4 separate regions of the Mus musculus genome follow, and all the other regions are linked to region 1. A link is a loop called in an ENCODE intact Hi-C map of the cell type or tissue named here. Cell type or tissue: heart. All regions are shown on one strand.

Region 1 (5,000 bases):
TTTGTCTCAGGCCAATGCCAGGAATGATGAAAGAGGCTGAGTTAATTCAGAGCCCATTCCTCACTGATACTATACCCCTCCAATTCCCAGTAGACATTTAGCAGAGCTCAAGGACTGTAGTCACAAGGAGGTGGGTAGGTGGCTGGAGAAGAGGTGCCTTAATTTTAATATAATTCTAGACATTCTCTTACTTTCTAAATAACTCTAACTTTCCAGTCTCTTTTTAGATGAAAATGTGAGCTATAGATGGTTGAACTTTTAGGATAAGATGAAGGAAAACCTTCAGAAAAATATCAAATTAGTGTTAAACTCGAAATAGCACCTTAGAGAGGCACTGAATACTGTAGTCTCTGTTATGCACATGTTGAAGTAAACTGCCACATACTTTTAGTTATATGAGAAGGATGGAGAAAACCTGTTTCATTTTGTAAAGACGTGCCTTGGGTGTGTGTTTGGCAGTGTGCAAAGGAGAAACATTTATATTTCTATAAAACACACAAATGTATATTGTTTAACTTTCTTGCAAAAACTCGGATACAGTATTTGGAAAATCTTTCTTTGAATGGTTTAATCACCCAGCAAAATCAATTGCTGGAGGTGCTGCGCTATTGTTTGTGTAGTAACTCACTAGGGATGCTTTGATTGACTGCTGTGGTTCCCATCAGCCTCTGCTGTGCAAAGTACTTAAACAGTACTGACTTTCAAGCAGGAAGTACAAAGAACCGGAGGATCTGACATACACGAATCTAGCTTGTGTAGGTTGCTTCCTGCATCTCCCTTACCTCTGGCGGATTTTGCAGGTGGCTTGACTTTTTGTGGGAGGCTTTAAGTTCACTTTAAGATAGGACCTCCCCTATCCTCAGGGCATATATAAAGAGCAGTGCCCAGGGATAGAAACTTGTGTCATAGGGTGGTGCTCCACAGGATCAGGTAAAGTGTAGTAGCTGCTTCTTATGCTCCCCTCTTGTTTTCCCACTTTGTGTGTGCACTCTCGTGGCTCTCTAGACAGCCCCTTTCTGTTTTTCTTTTTAATGGCAGTAGGATTTTTGTTCTTTGGGGTGGTTTCTTTGGAGAACAAGTAGACTAAAATTTGATGACTGTTTCTAAGTAAAATACTAGGGAAGTGATGTCAGGAATTAAACGATATCTTTGTGAAATCAAAAATATAAAGGGTAATGAGTTAGAAAATTTGTTTTAACGTGTGTTATTAGTTAACATCATGTGATCAGCATCTCTACTATGTAGAATTATAGCTAGGACAGTACAGTTACCTACCAGATAGTCATTCTTTAGCTTAATGACATTAATACTTAATAAAAACCAATTCAAATAGGAATTTGAACTCTAACTGTACTTCTTTGAAAGAGTTGTTTTTAATATCCGGCTATTTTATTTGTTTATTTATTTATTTATTTATGACTGATGCTTTTTTCAAGAGATTTTTTTTTACTCACCTAGATTGAATTAGAAAATGTTACATTGTTTTTATTTACACTTTTATATTGTATCCAAACTTTTGTTGTGTAGGTGGCCTGCATCCACTATGCACAGGAGGGGAGGGCTGTAATTGTTTACTGTTAAAATTAAGGGACTGGGCACAAGAATATACTTAACGTCACTTTTAAATACTGGAATCCTGGGTTACATTGAAATGAAAAGCTGTGGGTTTTTTATTGTTGTTGTTTTTAAATCCTTCAAGTTTTCTCTCATTGTTTGGGCACTCTCCCTCCATTGTCAGGCTTAAAACATACAGTATCATTGTCATCTGTCCCTTGAATAATGGTCCTGAGGTGATATTATTAATGTGGCTTTTTAAAATCAAACTAATTATACTTGCCTAAAAGAGCCACATGTGTGTGATTCTAGCTGCCTGGTGCCTTTTGAGAGCCCTGGAGACAAGCTAGTGAATAGAGCTGAAAATTCATGCTGTATTTGATTAAATGGAACAGACTCGCTGCTCCTTACCCCAGCAGGGGCTGTGAGATCTCTTGATCCCCGAAGCGGCTCCTAGACCCTGGGAATTCCATTAGCGAGCACCTGAGGAATTTCTGCCCTGCAGTGCCTTTTTTGTATGTGTGTATGTGTATGCGTGGAGAGGGAGCAGCACTGAGTAGTGAATGGGAGGGGGAGTAGAGGGGGCGGAGAGCAGGCTGCATTAGAAGGCTCCATATGTTAGCAGATCTAAAATCAAGGCATGACTTAACAGCTTATCTTGTAAGAGAAAAGCCCAACCCAAAGGCAGACTGCTAGTGGGGACTTTATTACAGGCAGGGCTGTGGTGGTGTGCTTTAGCACTGAAGCGAACCCTAGTGTAAGCACAGAGAGGCGCTGCTTTCTGCTCTCCTTCTAAGTTCAAGCGTATACATATTTGCAGCCTTGGTAAGTTTTTTTTGACTGCTCTTTGGATGAATATGTGAAAGGGTATTACAGTGTGCTTTTGCCTGTAAGGGCTGGTGTATTGTGTAATAATTTAAAATTTGAGAGCAAAGTCAGGCTTTTAATGGCAAGTCAATTGCCTGTGCAGAAATGAAATGCTTGTTTGAATGGGCATATTTTAGTTTATAGCTTTGTTTCCATATGATCTTGTTATGCTTCTTCTTCTTATAGAGTTTAAAGTCATTTCGTCTCTCATTTCTGTTAGCATTTAAAACGATTCTGTTGGCTTTCTAGTATTTTGAGCCATTCCGACTTGCCAGCAGCCCCAAGTAAATGAAAATAGAATTTCCAGAACCATTCTGGAGCAGATTTGTGGAGAAGCTTTGGTGTATCTCCTTCTGCCCGCCTCTTGCTCTGCCCTCCATATACTTTGGGAACGACTTTTTTTCAGCTTCCTAGCCCAGTTCCTTTTTTGTGTACTTTTCACAGAGGACTGGTTTGGAGTTTGTGGGTAGTATCGTTAATTGATTCTCATCTTCTGGGAATGTGAATCACAGAGTGAACAGTTTTCAGCTCATTTTGAATGTGGGGGCATGCTTGATGGCTGCTGAGATATGTTTTATTGCTATCTAAAATCGTGTAGATAGTGCTGTTCTTTTCTTCCCGTTCCCATGTAGCCCTGTACCAGGTTCTTACAATACCACATGTTTAGAATATCAAGAATCCCCCCTTTGAGAACATGTTTACTTCTTTTCCTCTGTCACCCCGGACATGCCTTTTAAGAAGTAGATTAAACTCTGAAGTCAGCGCCTGTTTGCCTTCACGGTTTAGTTGCTGTATAATATATTTTGATAGCCAGGGATAATTAAAAAACAGACAAACAAAACACCATTATAGAACATTTTGTTCTGCTGTATATGAGTTGGAATATGAGTAGGCGCTTTCAATTCTTGAATGTCAAGGATGTGCCGTTGAATAGAGAAAATGAGTGTGTAAGCTGCTTACGTTATTGAACTTAGGTTACACATTCTGCTCCTTTCCTTGCTGGAAGCTGTGGAGTTGATCTTATTTTTATGGTACTGTAATAGAAATTGAATTAAGGGGTTGACATGGAACTTGCTTTTCAGCTACTCCTCTTATTGTTTATGTGAGCTTAGGCAATGGTCTTGACCTAGCCTTAGATCCTTTATCTGTAAAATGGGGATTAAGTGGATAGGATATCTTCCCTCAGTGGGATTAAATGAGTAAAGGAAAGTAAAACATTCGGCAGATAGTAAAACTTCTATAAATGTTAGCTGCTGTCATTTTTATAGATTCCTCCAGCGCCTGTTTGTGTGTTACTTTGGTCCAAAAATGATTCCTTTCAAGTTCTAAATAAGGAGGAAGTCTTGTAAGTTTGTAACAATGTGTCCCGTGTAATTGCTACAACCTCATCTGTTAAATAGTTCTTCAACTTCCACTTGAGACGTAGAAAGCAGGTGGAAACAATGTGTGGAGCTTTTTCCAATCTAGGCAGAGGTGTGCCCAAGGGTACACTCCTGTGTGCAGCAGGTAGCCAAATGAAGTTAGGTAAGTACATTAGGTAAGCACTGTCCCATCTCTAGCGCTCCAGTTGCATTCAGTTGTCTAGGGAGTTCTTCCTCAGCCTTCCTCTCCCCCTGCAGCCAACAGCTGTGCTGCTGATCAGTTTTGCCATAGGGTCAATTTGCCTGTACTTGAACTTGGTGAAAGAGTCATACAGTGGCTGCATTTCTGAACGAGTCTTTATCCCTGTGCAGTTTACCCATGCTGTTGTGTGCAGTACTTATTCATGTGTTTCAAATTGTTATAGTCTTTTGTGTGTTTTGAAATTTATTTTATTGGCACCTGGGGTATATGGTCACTGGCAGAAAAAAAAAAAAAGAAGAAAAATAGCTTTAGAAAAAAAAAAAAACCAAAAAACCATGACTTTTTTTTTTTTTTAATAAATGTAACACTGAGTTGGAGGTAACTCAGTTACCTTTGTTTCTAATTCCATATACCAAATCCTCTGATACTACATTCATTTTCTTTTCTTTCTTTCTTTCTTTTTCTATTTTCCTGGAGGTGAAGGAAGGAGCTTCAAGATAGAGAAGGGAGTATATGAGCTAGGGTATGGTTTTCCTGTTTAGGATGAAGTTCCTTGATCAATACTTAGAATTTAGCAGAAATAACCAACTCAACTATAGGGTCCTGCTCGTTGGGTTGGAAATGTAACAGCAGAATGTTTACACACACAGATGTGACTCTGTGTGCAGAGACTGCTTTTTGATTTAAAAGAAAGTCTATCAAAAATTGAGGGGAGTAGAGCTAAGATGCTCTGCCCCGGGAGACGTTGAAGAACAGGGCCACACAGTTCTGTTGTGGAGAAGAGTTCTATCCAGTCTGAACAATCTCCGTACGTTGAGACTCTGTTTATGCTCGTTGAAATTCCTTAATATGGGGAATGAAATTTATCTCACAAGCAGTAAAACAAAAAAGCAAAGTAGCAGCAATGGATATGAAGGGTTTTGTTTGTTTGTTTGTTTGTTTTGTTTTGTTTTTGTTTTTCTCCAAAACTTGTTGGGGACCTGTTGTTGAGGGAGCCGTTTGTACTATGTTATTAG
Region 2 (5,000 bases), 84 kb before region 1:
AGACAGTGCAGCCACAAACAAAGGTTCCTTAACTCCATCTTCCCTCAGGAAAAATGCTCAAATATCGTGGGGGTAACTTCATTTTTAGAAGCCCTCTGCATCTCGAGTCAGCTCCTTGATAAACATTGTAAAGAAGGAAGTGCATATCTGATGGGGAAATAGCCAGTATGACCTTTACTATAGCCAGCTTTGTTCTCTTCCTCCTGGAAATCGGGGGTGGGGTGGGAGGAGGAGGAGAAGGAGGAGGGAGAGAAAGAGAGAGAGAGAGAGAGAGAGAGAGAGAGAACGAATATTTAGGGAGAATGTGGAGGTTACAAGGAAATTATCAAATAGTTGCAAGTTCCAGGGTCAAAGGCACAGGCACAACCAGCTGTAAGTTGGTTCAAGGACGCACGGCCAGAAGAAGACTATAGATTCATGTATATTCCCATACTGGCTCCAAGAAGAGATAGCTAGTCAAAGCTCGGGACTCCCAGGCACGCTCCCATCTGGAAGACAGAAGTGTATCTTGCAACAAAGCTCCATCTGCCCGCCAGATGAACAGTACCTGTAAAAACTTCCCACATCAAGCCTTGTGGGATTAATGCCTCTCCCAGAGCCTGCTGGGAAAATCATCCCAAGACTGTACTTTCCAAAAGACCCAGAGACTCCTTTGGGACAGGGAATGGGGAATCTGATGCTGTCTACAGATATCCTGGAAAGGTCAGAGGGAACAAGGTAGGCAAGTCTGGAATAAAAGCAATTCACACACATGCCAGTAGATATTGTTTAAGTGTTTAGTATTAATAACAACCTCCAAACACTTGCCAGGGCCTCTAGTATGCCAGACCTTGAACAGATACAACTTCGTCTCTTCTTACTACTCGGCAGAGTATGGACTCCTCATTTGACAGAGGAAGGAACTGCAGGTCCCAGAGGGTATGTTTTCAATGATCACAGGGCTGCCACCAAGCCTGCCACTTCACATCCGAGTGAAACAAAGCAACCTTCTAGATATCAGCGATGAATAAAGGGAAGCAGGCCTCCAAGAGAACAAGCAAGCATTAGATTCCGTCCTGGTTCCTGGAACTGGGCTGATGAGGACAGAAAAGCTCAGCGTGCAGACTTGCTGCAAGCACCACGAATATCTTTTTTAATAAGCACGCCAAAGCTTGACTTTCCAAAAATGCATGCCATGCTTTTGAAAGCGGGGCCCCTTGGAAAGCTGTGTTCTCTCAGAGCTGCTCCTTGGCAATGGCCTTCAGGGCTTGAAGCACATTCCTTTGAAAAATCTTCAGTTGTAGCAAATCTTTCTTTTCATCCTCCAAGGCAGAGCTGATTGTTGGGCCAGGTTCCAGGAGTCATTGCAGATTTGGGTGAGTCATCAAATTGAGTTGTCTTCTTTGGGGTCCAGATGAGGTATGACCCTAAGGCAAAGGCACGGTGAGAAACACCATGGGATACTTGGGACTGAGTTGAGAGATGAGCCCAAGAGCCCTGGAGCAACTGAAATGATGAGACCCTGCAGGGTGAGGTGAGGAAGGCCATGCGCAAGATCTAAGGGTTCTTCATGGGGAGAGACTCGATCAAACTCAATCAGGGCATAAGTGAAAACACACATGGTCCCATAAAGTGGCCTGGGAAGGATGCCACATTAATAAAAGGGAAAAACGTAGAAGAATGTGTGAGTGAGAGGGGAGCTGTTAAGAAAATGCAAGTGCCTATAAACTCCATGCTGCAGCCCCCACCCCAACACCAGCCCCAGCCACGGCTCCAACTTGTTTTCATTAGGACTTGAGAAAAGCGTTAAGGAAACCAGTTTGCTCTGGAGGGTGCAGAGGATGTCTGGTATTCGTTGACCATCCAGATCAGTGCCAGGCTACTCCCCTCCACATGTCTCCATGTTAGACTGCCACTGAGCTATGGTCCTCATTGGACAGTCCATTCTCCTGCCTCACAAGAGAAGAGACTAGAGTGGACTTGGTGGCAGCAAGGACCAGGATTCCTACTTTGGGCCATTTGGAAACATGGTTGCTGTAATAGGCGTCATTTCCCCCTATATATCCTTAGATTGGCCTTGAGTTCCAACTGTAGCCGGAGGGTTAGCTCTGAGGTGGGACTTTGTGATAGTCACTAAGACTCCTGTCGGTAACCCAGGAATCTGTAGCATTACCTCCTAAAGGTTCTGAAAACCCAGCTGTGTTTCTACCCCTGGGCCTGGCTGACGTGTGAAAACAGAGGCTCTTGGTCCCCTGGGGCCCTTTCCAATGGGAGAGAGAAGTTTGGCTTTATGTTATGAGACTGCTGAAACTCGTTCACCCCCCAGCTGCTGGTGCTCTGGTTAGATGAAGACCCGGCTAAGCATCTTTGCTAAGGAATCTATGCTGAGGCTCAAGGAACAGGAAGCAGCTGAATGGCCCCCAGTTAATACTGCAATCTGAACAACCCTAAAAGAGGGCTCAGCTGGGGACCTGACAGGGTCTGCATTGTTCAGCCGACAGCTGAGAGCAGCTGCAGGACTCCCCTGGGTCTCTTTGGGCACTGGGGATTGTGACTAACCTTCAGCCCAGGCCTCCAGACTTCCGGAAGAGATCAGCCAAGTGCCAGTCTGTCTGGAGTGTAACTGACTTGGGCAATAATCACTGGCTAGTGACAGTCAAGGACATAGGACTTTGGGAGCTCATCTTGTTTCCTACAGGAAGTCCCAATGACATGATATTGAAGGCTGGGAGAGGGGAGCCAGAATGGAGGCGCATGTTTAGGTGGAGACAAGGCACCGGCCTCTTCTGAGGAGCTGGCTAAGGGGTCCTCCCTTCCTGCATCAGCTCCAGATGCTGTTGATTGTACAACAGCAAACCGCTGCCCACTGAGTTGGAAAACTGTCTCTTCCCAAGGGGAAACTGAATCAGAGGATCAAGGTTTGGAGCAAGAAGTGACTCTGAAGATCACCCAGTTTAGCAGCCTCAAACCTTTCATCACTTATAATGAATGAGAAAGTGAAGGCTCAGAGAAACTAGGTTGCCGCAGTAACACAGTGAGCGAGGGGTCAAGCAGGACCCTAAAGTGTAGTCTCCTGGACCATAACTCCGGACTTTTTCCACCACAACTGACTCGTATCCAAAAGTACTCATTTGCCTCTCACTTTACATCTCATTTGCATATGGATCACTTCCGGCTGAAATGTATTTATTCTTAACTGACTCATTTTTGCTCTGTGGCCTGTCAAACAGAGTAGACCACTCACTCAGTCACACCTCTTCTTAGTAGCAGGCCCAGAACTTAAAATCTAGGTCTCCAGACTTGAAGACAGTTGTCAGTCCTAGCTACATGAGGCTGCTCAGTTCAGCTTTCTCTAGAGGCTGACATGGAAGGAAAGGACGAAGGGCAAGCATGGGGTAATATAGCGTGAGCTGACATATTTTCATTTACTAAATGGGGCTAAAAAGTTTGTAACATTCTTGGGAGAAATAGGGAATGTAAAAGTGCTTTGCATCATAAAGAATGAGGTGGGCAAATCTTGGCTGTTACAGTTGTTGGGGGTATAAAAGGATAGGCTGGGTTTGGAGGCTGGGATATGTTATGGTGGAGACTCTGCTGGGAAATTTAATATTGGACAAATCTCTACTTCCTCTCTGATGTGTTCACATTTTACAGTGGGAATGGAGTGAAGCAGGTTGAAACCCAAGACCAAGGTTGGACGCTCAGCTTCATGGTGAAGAGACTTCGATGAGGATTTCCAGTCTCTGGTTTAGCCTTTCCTGGAGGGTGCCCCTTATAGCACAAGTAAAATTTGCTATTGTGTCAACTGAACGATGTCCCTCAGAAGTGTCTATGGGAGAAGGAACAGGAAGGAGAAGGGAAAAAGAGTAGAGGATTGTCAGCCGTAAGACTCACATCCTTCAACCAAAGCCACTTGCATAGGGACAATGAGCCTCACAGTATTTATTCTCTTGGAGTCCTGAGAGTACTGCTCTCCTGACTTTGAGCTCCAGGCTTGCAAGGTTGTGCCTCAGACACTGGTGTAGAGGGTGCAGTCTGAGGTATCTAGAGGAAGAAGGGTTTAGGGAAGGAGGCCTTTGTTGTGATCCAGCCCAGAGCAGCAGCATTTCATAGGTAAGAACCCTGCTGTGCAGGCTGAGGTCATTTCTGGCAGGGCTCAGCACTCAGTGCAGACGCCAGCAGGTCTGTTTTAATATCTGCAGCAGCCACATTCCTAAGCAGGGTGGGTAAAGCCTTCTGGACAAGACTGCTTTCCATCAGAAATCATGCCAATTCACCCAGATCAGATATTTTAGAGAGAGTTGTATTTCTTTTTCTTTTTTTTTTTAAAGGAGGAAAATAAAAATTCAAAGAATGACTAAATGCGGTAAGCAGGGGGCAGGGACTTGGGGTCACAAATGAAAACAGGACAAAGATACAGACAGACAGCTCTAAGAAAGAGCCCTATTTTGGAACTAGCTGCTTAGACCTTTCTTGGGCTGGGTGAGTTTTCTTACTATCATCTGTTCATCCATCTATCTGCTCATCCATTCACTCAGGGAGACTTCTATTTTATGTGCCACATGCTGTGCTAAGAACACAAAGAACGTGTATTGGCTACTCATCTTTGTGTAATAAATATAGTGCACACGTGTGCACGCATCTGTGTGGGTGTCTGTGTGTGTGTGTGTGCGTGTACGTGTGTGTGTGTGTGTGTGTGCACTGAATGCAGGCCTTGCATATTCTATTACTGAGCTTATTTTTCTGAAACAGCTTCTTATTATGCAGCCCAGGTTAGTCTCCAGCCTACAACTCTCATGAGCTTAGCAATTCACCAGTATGCCCTGCTTAACACGTAGTGTTTTAAACCACACTCAGATATTATCAATTTCTGTGGCCCAGGAGTCTAGGTACAACTTAGCTAGGTCCTCTGCCTTAGGATTTCTCACAATGATCTAATCAAAGCTTTGCCCAGAGCTGCTGTCAATTCTAAGGCCTTACATGGAGAAAGACACACTTCTGAAGTCACTGGTTATCTGCAG
Region 3 (5,000 bases), 230 kb before region 1:
TCTGGGTATTGTGGCACATGCCTGTAATCCTAACATTTGAGAGCTTGCGGAAGGGGAGCTGTGAGTTCCTCAAAGGCATTAAAATAGAAACACTTCATTGTATTTTAGTCATAGAGAAACATATCCTACCAACCAAAGAGAAGTCATAGCAAACTTAACGTTGCCATATTTCTCAAATTGGCTCTTGGAATGCTTAAATTTCTTAGTTCAAAAACACTGCCTTTGTTCTGAAAATATCTATAACTACATAATGTATTTATATACTATGCTCCTAATACACTTTCTAAAAGGCCTTGTGGGGAAAAGGTTGAAGAAAGTGCCTAGGATCTTGAGGCCAGCCTCTGACCTGCACACTACCGGAGTCAAAAGGATTTATTGGAGCTGGGCAGTGATGGCACACACCTTTAATCCCAGCACTTAGGAGGCAGAGGCAGGCAGATTTCTGAGTTTGAGGCCAGCGTGGTCTACAGAGTGAGTTCCAGGACAGCCAGGGCTACACAGAGAAACCCTGTCTTGGAAAACCAAAAAAAAAAAAAAAAAAAAAAAAGGATTTACTGTAAAGCAACAACAGCAGTGTAGGCAGAATGACTGCCAGGGAAGGGGAAGCCAACAACAGAAAACCAATGTCACTAAACAGACCTGCAGCCATGCAATCCTCTGCCTTCAATAATGGTGATGGTGACACTGAAGTCAGTAGAAAAGGTTTGTTTTACCCCAGGCTTGTTACAGCTCCTTAGATAGCTGAGGATGACATTGAACGTCTTCTGAGCTTTCTGCCTCCACCTGAGGTGCTGGGATTATTGGCAAGGGCTACCAAGCCCAGTTTTAGGCCATGCTGGCCATCCAACCCAAGGCTCTGTGCAGGTAAGCGTTCTATCTACTGAGCTAGCTATACCACCAGCCCGGAAAGGTGCTCTTTGCAGTCCATAGTATTAGGTCAACTTAAGTAGTGTTGTGGGGAAAATTAATCTCAATCTTGCATCTCAAACCATGAAAATTACATTTTAAATGGATAGGAGAGTTATCTGTCACCAGCAATAAAGATCTTATAGGAAAATATATGACCTAGTTTCTGACTTTGGAGTAGACAAAGCAAAATACAAATTGCTTTCTGAGACATGGTCTCATTCTGTAGAGGCTGGCCTAGAACTCAGTATGTAGGCCAGGGTGGTCTCAAACTCACAACAATCGCCCTGAGTGCTGAGACACAGGTTCAAGAACCATTATGTCTTGGGGGCGGGGGTGGGAAGGGGAGAAATCAAATGTGATACAGTCTGTAGGAGGGGAAATGATAAATTGGAAAATATTAACGTGAAGACTTTTGCTCCAAAGATACCATTAGGAGAGTAAGGAGACTCTACTGGGACAGGGAAAACATTTAAAAACGTGTATCTAACAACCGTCCAAATCCCAAATATTTCAAGAACTCTATAAACTGCTAAGAGACACACAGTTGGGGAGTAGACCTGAATAGTCATTTCACAGAGAGGATATTCAAATGACCAACAGACCAAAAGATGCTCGGTTTACCGGGCCTCAGAAAAATGCAAATTGAAACCTCCGGGCTTCAAAGCTGTGTAGTCAGCAGAACGGCTACAGAGAGAAGGCCGCTGGCTGGAGCGTGATGGGGACATGGAAGAATGGGAGCACACAGAATGTGCTGCTGGGAGTGACTGCCGTAACTTCTGTGCTTGCTTGCTTTGTTTTGAGATAGGGTTTGATAGCCCAGGCTGGCCCTGAACTTACCTCTTCTCACCTCCACCAGCGTGCTGGGATCACAGGTGTCTGCTGTGATAGCCAGCAAGCACAGTTTTTATTTTTAGCTTAGAAAATGTTCGTTTCTGTGCATGGATGTTTTGCCTGTGTGTGTGTGTGTGTGTCTATATATCACTTTCATGCCATGTGCCTGTAGAGGCCAGAGAGGGCATTGGGTCATCCGGAACCAGAGTTTGTGACAGAGATGTTTGTGAGCCACTATGTGGGTGAGGAGATTCAACTAGGGTCCTCTGAAACAGCAGCCAGTGCTCTTAACCACCGAGCCTCTGCTCTGGCCCCAAACACAACTGTTTTAGAAAGCTACTGCACACTATCAAACTGAGCAAAGGTACAAAAGTCACACAAACTCAAAACAGGCCAAAGCTGAAAACAACCATGTTCAGTAAATCGGATGACCAGTCCACAGTCCACCTTTTCGACATGATGTTATACATCAAGCAGCATATGTACGTACATAGACTTACTGTTCTGGATGCAGGTTACACAAGAAAGCCTGTGAAAAGTGGCTTGGTAGGACTCGGGATCTGTGTTTCGGTATGCTGGTTGATATTGTTTCTTAAAGTCTGAAAACAAAGCAAGGCTTCCTCTGAGTCATTCCTGGGTAGGTCTGTCCGATGGAGAACTCCCTACTTCCTTCTCTAGTTGCGCTTCTCGGGTTTCTGGTTTACCTGCCAGCCAGTGTCTGACCTAAGGACCGAACTGTTCCTACTCCCCTAGTCCCTCTGGTACTTGGCACTGTAGTAATCCCTGGTGGATGCCCGTTAAATGACCGTGATAGCAACGCCCAGTGGGTTCTTAACTTTAAATAAAGTGACACTAATGCAGAACTTTGCCACAAAGTCAAGCCCAGAGGGGCCAGGTTATGACAGGGCAGAGACTTCAGGGAGCTAGGGAGAGCCACTTGATGTGGCCGGACTGCTTGAAGCCCAGCCGGACTAACAGCTCCATGCTGGCATCGGTGCCACAGAAAGGTGGCGGCTTTCGGGGGAGTGCTGGACCCCAGATTGGAAGGGGCGGATCAGGGGAGCGTTGTCCCGGGGAAAGGGCTGACTCGGCAGGGCCCGTCCGCCCACCGCCCCGCGTCCCCGCCGCCCGCTCACCTACGCGGCTCCACGCTGCGGGTTGCAGACTCGTCCGGGAAGTGCCCGCGCCCCGGCTCCCGGAAGCTCCTCGGCCACGGCCCTCCCGCCCGCACTAGCCACTCTCCTGCCCACACCCGCCGGCCGGACCCTAGGGGGCGCTCGCCAGTCCGCGTCGCTCAAGATTCCCAGCTGCCTGGTTACGACCCGAGGCTGAACCCAGACACCCGAGCTCCCTGAGGCTGCCGTGAAGCCCTGAGCCGCGGTTTGTCTTGTGTGAGGGCAAAGGGACGAGGAGAAAACTCCAGAAAGGGAGGTGCAGACCTTACCTTCTTTCGCACGGTTGGGGAAAATGAGACTTTCATCCCCTTAAGTAAGGTAGGTTAAGTGGACAAAGAAGCCGGCTAGCCCCTGGGAGGTCCGTTCTTTTACTGGGATATGGGTCCCATTAAGGTTGCTGCCCACAGGCTGGAATCAGTCTGGCCAAAAGTGCTGGCCTTCAGGGCAGGGATTTCCTAATGGCATTTCAACTGCATTTCCAAGGGTACCAAAATAACTGCAAAAAAAGGGTGGCTGGGCAAAGTGTTGGTAAGCCCTGATGAAATATTTAAGTCCTCTGCCTCCACTTCTTAGAGTTCCTGCTGTGAGCTTTGTGAAACGCCAAGGGAATATTGTTATTAAAACACCAACCTAAAACCAACTCACATGAAATACTGCAGGTGGCAGGAGTAGAATGGGCTGGTGTAAGGCCTTATTAGCCCACTCTTGATTTCTTTTTCTCTCCAGCCAAGCCAACCTGTAACTTGTTCAGAGGGAGGCAGTTGATGCCGTGGCGCTGTTCATGAATGATCTTTCTAGGTTTACTCATCAAAATTACATTCTCTGGATGCTGGTGTTGTGAGAGATGAATATTCATAAGAATTCCTGGAAAGCAATTGTGTCTGCAAAGGCTGACTTACTGATTAGAACTGCAGTGAGTTGGAGAGATAGGAATATTGCCTGTCCGGAGGCTCAGCTAGCTCTAAACCCCACGGATCGGCCAGCCATACCTTGAGCAGATCCCTAGCTGCCCAACCCGAAAGCTATCATCAGATAACACCTGAGTCCTACAGCAAAGGTCTCCCCAGCCCCAGTCTTGCTGTACTGCCTCTGCGATGTGCCCGACAATGTATTTTAAACTTGGCTTGATTTATGACTTTGTTCTGTAACAATTTAAAACGTTGTGAAGCTCCTTCCACACTGAAACATGCAGTTTAGGATAACCTAAATCTATATTCCTGGGACGTGGTCACTCAGGTATGGCTCAAGAATAAACCATTTCTTTTTTTTTTTTTTTTTTTTTTTAGCATATCTAAACCCTTTTTTTTTTAAAAGATTTTATTTATTTATTTATTTATTTATTTATTTATGTAAGCACACTGTCGCTGTCTTCAGACACTCCAGAAGAGGGAGTCAGATTTCGTTACGGATGGTTGTGAGCCACCATGTGGTTGCTGGGATTTGAACTCTGGACCTTCAGAAGAGCAGTCGGGTGCTCTTACCCACTGAGCCATCTCACCAGCCCCGAATAAACCATTTCTTATCCTGTTAGGGATAAAAGCTTTTGGGAAAGAGCTGTCTCACACCCACCCTCCACCCCAACCCCCAGCAGCTGGACACCCAGCAGTTGCTCACACTTGGTGGATGGCTCCTTGGCGAGGACATCTCTGCTTCTCCCTTTGGCCTCTGCCCAGCTGTGCTTGTGAAAACTGCCTCTCTTCCAGCCAGGTTCATTTTTGCATCCTGTAAGGAAAGATTTCCTCCCCAATAGCCTAGGCTAGCTTCAAACTTGTAATTAAAATGAATGAATTTTTTTTTCATCTTCCTGCCTCTAAGTTCTGGGATTAAAGGCTTGGGCCACTCTACCTGGCCAAGAAACTGAGGCTGGAGTACCTGCCCACCCAGAGGACCTGAGTTGATGCCCAGCACCCATATCCAGTGGCTCACAGTTGTATGTAACTCCAGCTTGAGGGAAGGACTCCCTTGTCATCTGCCCCCACCCCCAGCATACACGCACAAATGAAATAAAGATTTTACACATTATTATTGCATGTGTGTAGGTCAGAGGGCAGCTTTTGGGAGTTGGTTCTCTTCTACCTTGTTGAG
Region 4 (5,000 bases), 83 kb after region 1:
ACACTTCCCTGCTCAAGATTCTACCATCTCGGGAACATGTTGTCATGGGACTCAGACCTTGAACACAGAGATGGATAGGCCTTTGGAAAACAGTATCCAAACCAAAGCAGAATGCCGGGAAAGGCTTAGTTTGAAGAAAGGGTTTGAGGGCATTTTTGGATAGTTTTTCTGGTCGCTGTCATTATGAACAGTAACTGAGGCTTCAGTCAGCAGGATCCATGCAAGCAGTTACTGGTCTCTGAGTGACAAGGACATCGCGGCTGCCTTTGGAAGGCTTTTCATACAAACGTGTGAAATAGAAACCCCAGGTGCTACAAATGCATTTCAGTAACTTGAACCAGGCCCTGATGGATCACAGATCTGCTTTTGAATGGTGTATCCCTTGGGGGGGGGGGGGCGCGGGGGGGGGGGACAACAAAATTATTCTCTTTATGTGGAATCAGACAATTCCAGGATACATTTTGTTTTCATTTCCCACAAATTGCAGTGAAAGAGAATAAGATACTGTACTAATCAACTTTATATACATTTGTCAGTATTCCCTTACATATGTCTGTATCTTTTATAAATAGAACTGTTTGTGGAAATGTACTGTTTCAGCAGGGGCCACTACGCAAGCGTTCCTTCTGAAAAATGCAGTAAATAGAATTCCATAGCTGGGTAGCGGGCTGCTGTAGAAGCGAGTTCTATGATCCTGGGGTTCATGGCCATAGTATAAGAGATATGCAGTTAGTTTTGGAGGTAGTTTGTAGCCTTACATCTTGACTTGCAAAGTACGGTGTAGAGACCTACTGTGTGCTTTGCCAGTTGAGTTGAAACAAAGTTGTCTCAGAGTCGGGGTTTTGGAAAGCGGGAAACAAATGTCTGTGGGCAGTCAGTTGTTCACTGTAACTCATGAAACAGGTATGCTGGCTCGAGCCTTAGGTCAGAACTGCTTTTAAAGATTGAATTTGACATGGGGCTTGCCCATGAGGAAGATGAAATTCCTTTACCTTTAGGGCAATCTCATTGTGGACTGCTTTATTTATGATTAGTAACGCTGTTTTAAGTGTTAACCCTTTTATTGTATTTTATTTATAAAAATGGCTTTATATATTGAGATATATAAATATAAATATAAATCTATATAATTGCCTTTATATTTAGGAGTTTGAGTTCTCCTTATTGTGAGTTTCTGTGAACTTTTGTGCCCTGCACAGTCACCAGAAATGGTCCTAGTAAGTGTCACTTCCCCAGGAATCAAGAGGACATAGGAAAATGTGGGGGAGGGGTCACCAGTCATTCCAAAATGGAATGGTGCGCATTTGTGGAGAAACGATTGTTTATTAGCCCCCTGTTTTCTCATCTGACCTCCACAACAAATAGAGTAGGCATGGAATTCCCGGCCGACAAGTGAGCTAGAGCCTGCTCTGGAGCCTACTCTACCTGACCCATCACCACGCCCCCTTTACCTGCTTTCTGGAAGTGTTATGGTTCACTCTCCGTGGAACCAGTCCAGAACGTGTGCTGTTGTCCACCCCTGCTGCAGCTGGTGGGGCTTCCCTCTGTCCACCCGCATCTCAGACTGGCAGAGCTCTTTACCAAGTACTTCATGTTCGGGAATCTCTCCTTGATACTCTACCCTTACCCTCACCCAATCCCACCCTTTCCTAACCTCATGAAGATTTAACCATCAACTGGCCCACTGACCATGAAGCTGGTAGGGGCTCTTCGTGGTTCGGGAGAGCCTTTGTTCAGCATTAAGCTTCCCTAGTCCTAGTAAATCATGTCTCCTTTTCCTGGTTTTGTTCACCAATTATGTGACTGGCTCTGGTGACGGGTGCTGTACAGGGTACAGGTTAATTGTGTCATTCTAAACTGTTGAGGTGATCTCATTGTTAAACGGTTCTTGCTGGGTTCTCTTTGTACAGTTGTTACTCCAGGCTGATCACGTCACATCTCTGCGTCAGCTCCAGCACTACCGAGAGACTGTTCGGAACTGTCCTTTCTTTACCTGTATTGCTCGCTCTTACAGCATTGGCCCTGCGATGCATGCCTTGTGCTATATTGAAAAAATATGTTTTATTTTCCTTAAAGTTGTGCTGTTATGTGTGAAGTTGTACATACTCTAAGTGATGTAGTTTTGACAGGTTTTATTTGGTTGGCATGATTTTATATTAAAAGAGAATGCTGCTTTCACGTGCAGTCGCCTGTGAAGAGGGATACATACATACACACACATACACACACACACACACACCCCTGGGGACACAGAGTGGCTTGTGACTGAGAGTATATAAATGTCCTATTTGGAAATGTTCCAGAACCTCTGCCTTGTTGTTCTACAAAGGCCCTGTGAACACCCAAGGGCCCAGCCACCTCTCCCTTATCGTGACTCCCAATTCTGGGAGGGAGCAAGACTACAGCAGGTGTCTACTAGGGAGTCTGAGGGACCCTAACAGGAGCTTAGCTGAGATAGAGGATGGGAGAGAAGTGAGGAGAGAGATTCTTCTTTCCCATAGTGTCTGTTACCACAACCTCAGGATCCGTGGAATGTGAGCACCAGGATGGAATATAGCACCTCCACAGAAACTTGCTTTATTTCCCTGAATAGTGGAAGTCAGTTATCTTCCCTGACCAGAAAATCAACAGAATCCTTTCAGTCAGGTGTGGCCATTTTGTATTTCATTTCTCATAGTCAAATAAGCCGCTTTTAACTCTCAGGCCCCATCCTGAGAGCTACGAGGAAAGCTGAAACCCTTTTCTAATAAGGCCTAAGTGTGTGAGAACCAAAGAAGCTTCTTAGGTTTCTCCCCGTTTTCTGTCTCCTGTCAGGCGCCACTTTCTGTACTGCTGGCAGATCAGCCCCTGCTTGGCTCTGTCCTCCCTCCGCAGAGCAGCCCTGACTTTTCCCCCCTCTCAGCCAAACAAGCGCTCACTTGTGCCTCGCCCAGATTTCAGACTCACACTGGCAGCTGTCAGAGTGTGATTTTGGAACAGCCTCTGCTCTCTGTCAGCCAGCTCCCCCAGGCCTGGTGACTGGAGTGTTGCTGAATACCTCTGCTGGCACAGATTGCAGGAGTCTGGCCGCTGCGTGGTCAGTGACGCCCCTAAGCTGATTTGAACAAAGGGAACACATACCTAGGCACCTGGCTCTTCTTGCCAATAAAGCTTGACCCAAGCAACCATCTCAGAAGTTGTTATTGAAAGAGCTGTGCTAGACATTAGCTACAATTGAGTTAGGGATTACTCAACCCAGTGCTTTTGTTCTCTCTCTCTCTCTCTCTCTCTCTCTCTCTCTCTCTCTCTCTCTCTCTCTCTCTCTCTCAAGAGCTCAGCTCTTAGTTCCCTGGTATCAGAGAATATTCCCTGTACCATTTTCAATTGCTCTCAGATGCTCAGATGCCTTCCATGTTGTCTCCAGTTGTGGATTTTCCTCTTATCTGCCACAAACTGCGCCAGGGCTCCTTTTATCACGTGGAACACTGTAAGTGGGCCGTGGACCACTTCTCGAGCCTGGATAGTGAGTTGGAAGTAATTGATCTTTGAGTGTTGGATGGGGAAGAGAGAGTTGCTTCCTTAGTTTGTTTTTTGGGTTTTTGGTTTTGGTTTTGTTTTGTTTTTTGTTTTTCGAGACAGGGTTTCTCTGTGAAGCCCTTGAACTCAGAAATCTGCTTGCCTCTGCCTCCCGAGTGCTGGGATTAAAGGCATGTGCCACCACACCCGGCTGCCTCCTTCTACCTGCCTTCCTCGGCCCATTGCACCATTATTGTCCTATGGTGTTGCAGTCACTGTGATGGTGACATTTACTGGAGCATCAATGGATTCTTGTATAGGGTCTGAACTTGAGGTGGTAGATGCTGTTTCAGTGCCTAGAAAGAGCACAAGTGGACAGGGAAGAGCAAGGAAACCAGCAGAGGACTCGTGTAGTCATTGGCACAAATGGTGCCTACCTGCTGGGGCCTCGATGCTTTCCCTGGAGGCCCTCTGTTGCTGTTCGTGCTCCCTGAGGTGGGTAAGAGAGAGAGAGAAATGTTACGGGCATCTACACCTTCCTAGCTTTCCTTTCTAATTAAGAAAAGTCTGGACCCCATAAAGAAAAGTGGCACACTCACATAGGAACAAGCAGCCGACTCAGGCCTGGGGGAAAAAAAATGAAAGAACATTACTTGACCAATGCAGTGTGGACCACAGGAAAATGGCCCTCCCCTTCCTAGTGGGTTCCGTACAGAGCCTCAGGAGCCTAAGGGGAATGGCCCCAGTGCCTAAGGTTGGCTGGTCTTGATCCTCAAAGGATGACGTCACAGCATAGGAAGAGTCTAGATTCTCCTTCAGGTGTGTCTACACCTGGCCACCCTATGGGGTCAAACAGCCCATCCTTTCAGATGCCCACTCACAGGGGAAAGTGTGTGGGTGCCGGGCAGCATACTGGAACACCAACAAAGAGGTCGCCAATGCCACCACGACTCCTGTGCCTGCAGCTCCTAGTACAGCTGGGTAGGCACTGAAGGCAGGGTCCACTAGGAGGTGAGAGCATGGATGGTATTAACTATCCCATCAATGAACTTGGGCAAGAGAGACTCACAGGGTACAGAGATGGTGCTCTGTGCCTCCTAAAGGTTCTGCTGCCTGTCATAGAGGACCCTGGGAATGTGCAGTTCAGCTCTTTCCCATGGGAAGAGGTGTTCTGGTTGCCTTGTGCTGATGGTTGCATCCCCAGCCAAATTCCCATTTCTGGTAGAAGATATATAAGGATACTACTTATTTTGGCATCTTGGGGCTGAAGGAACTAGACCATAAAATAAGGAATAGAGGGAGCAACAGGAAGCTGAGCCCTCCTATTCCCTGAGATATGACTGAGGCACAGAATGGGTTCTTCATAAACCCTCAGCATCCAGTCCTTTCTCCAGTTTCTTCTGAATGAAACTGGATTAGGGGTCTGCTCCTATGCCTGGGGCCTCCTGAGCTGCCCTAGGAGAGTCAGGAAAGAGCAATATGAAAGGACAAAGAGGATGCATACA

The links. A loop is a pair of places that touch in the nucleus more often than their neighbours do. Peaks named below come from ENCODE experiments on the same cell type or tissue, not always from the same donor. Only the 100,000 strongest peaks of a DNase experiment are listed, where the experiment ranks them.
Region 2: it touches region 1 in a loop (2.0-fold over the local background); 1 of 42 quality-filtered maps calls a loop at or near these places.
Region 3: it touches region 1 in a loop (2.5-fold over the local background); 1 of 42 quality-filtered maps calls a loop at or near these places.
Region 4: a loop joins it to region 1, with 2.3 times the contacts of the local background. A loop is called at or near these places in 1 of 42 quality-filtered maps.

Annotation. Positions count from the first base shown.
Region 1 is chr9:35,422,687-35,427,686 of GRCm38, forward strand. It overlaps a transcript of Cdon not described here. Among named protein-coding and RNA genes, the nearest start is that of Cdon, 27 kb to the right of the region's middle. In heart, a CTCF peak has its summit at 2,331; no DNase peak of the experiment used is centred here; H3K4me3 peaks cover 1,704 bases; H3K27ac peaks cover 768 bases.
Region 2 is chr9:35,338,481-35,343,480 of GRCm38, forward strand. No RefSeq gene overlaps it. Among named protein-coding and RNA genes, the nearest start is that of Gm33974, 23 kb to the left of the region's middle. In heart, no CTCF peak of the experiment used is centred here; DNase peaks (open chromatin) are centred at 2,491 and 4,141; H3K27ac peaks cover 2,626 bases.
Region 3 is chr9:35,196,981-35,201,980 of GRCm38, forward strand. Tirap (toll-interleukin 1 receptor (TIR) domain-containing adaptor protein) reads right to left here and starts at 2,985. Exons shown (of 7, transcript NM_054096.2): 1 at 2,877-2,985; 2 at 2,231-2,339. In heart, a CTCF peak has its summit at 3,018 (motif pointing right); a DNase peak (open chromatin) is centred at 3,001; H3K4me3 peaks cover 1,704 bases; H3K27ac peaks cover 1,846 bases.
Region 4 is chr9:35,505,469-35,510,468 of GRCm38, forward strand. Cdon (cell adhesion molecule-related/down-regulated by oncogenes) reads left to right here. Exons shown (of 19, transcript NM_021339.2): 19 at 1-2,184. It overlaps Gm1113 (predicted gene 1113), which reads right to left. Exons shown (of 12, transcript NM_001378295.1): 9 at 4,377-4,499; 10 at 4,095-4,119; 11 at 3,933-3,985; 12 at 3,754-3,851. The coding sequence ends at 3,754. Among named protein-coding and RNA genes, the nearest start is that of Gm1113, 10 kb to the right of the region's middle. In heart, no CTCF peak of the experiment used is centred here; a DNase peak (open chromatin) is centred at 2,953; H3K27ac peaks cover 1,637 bases.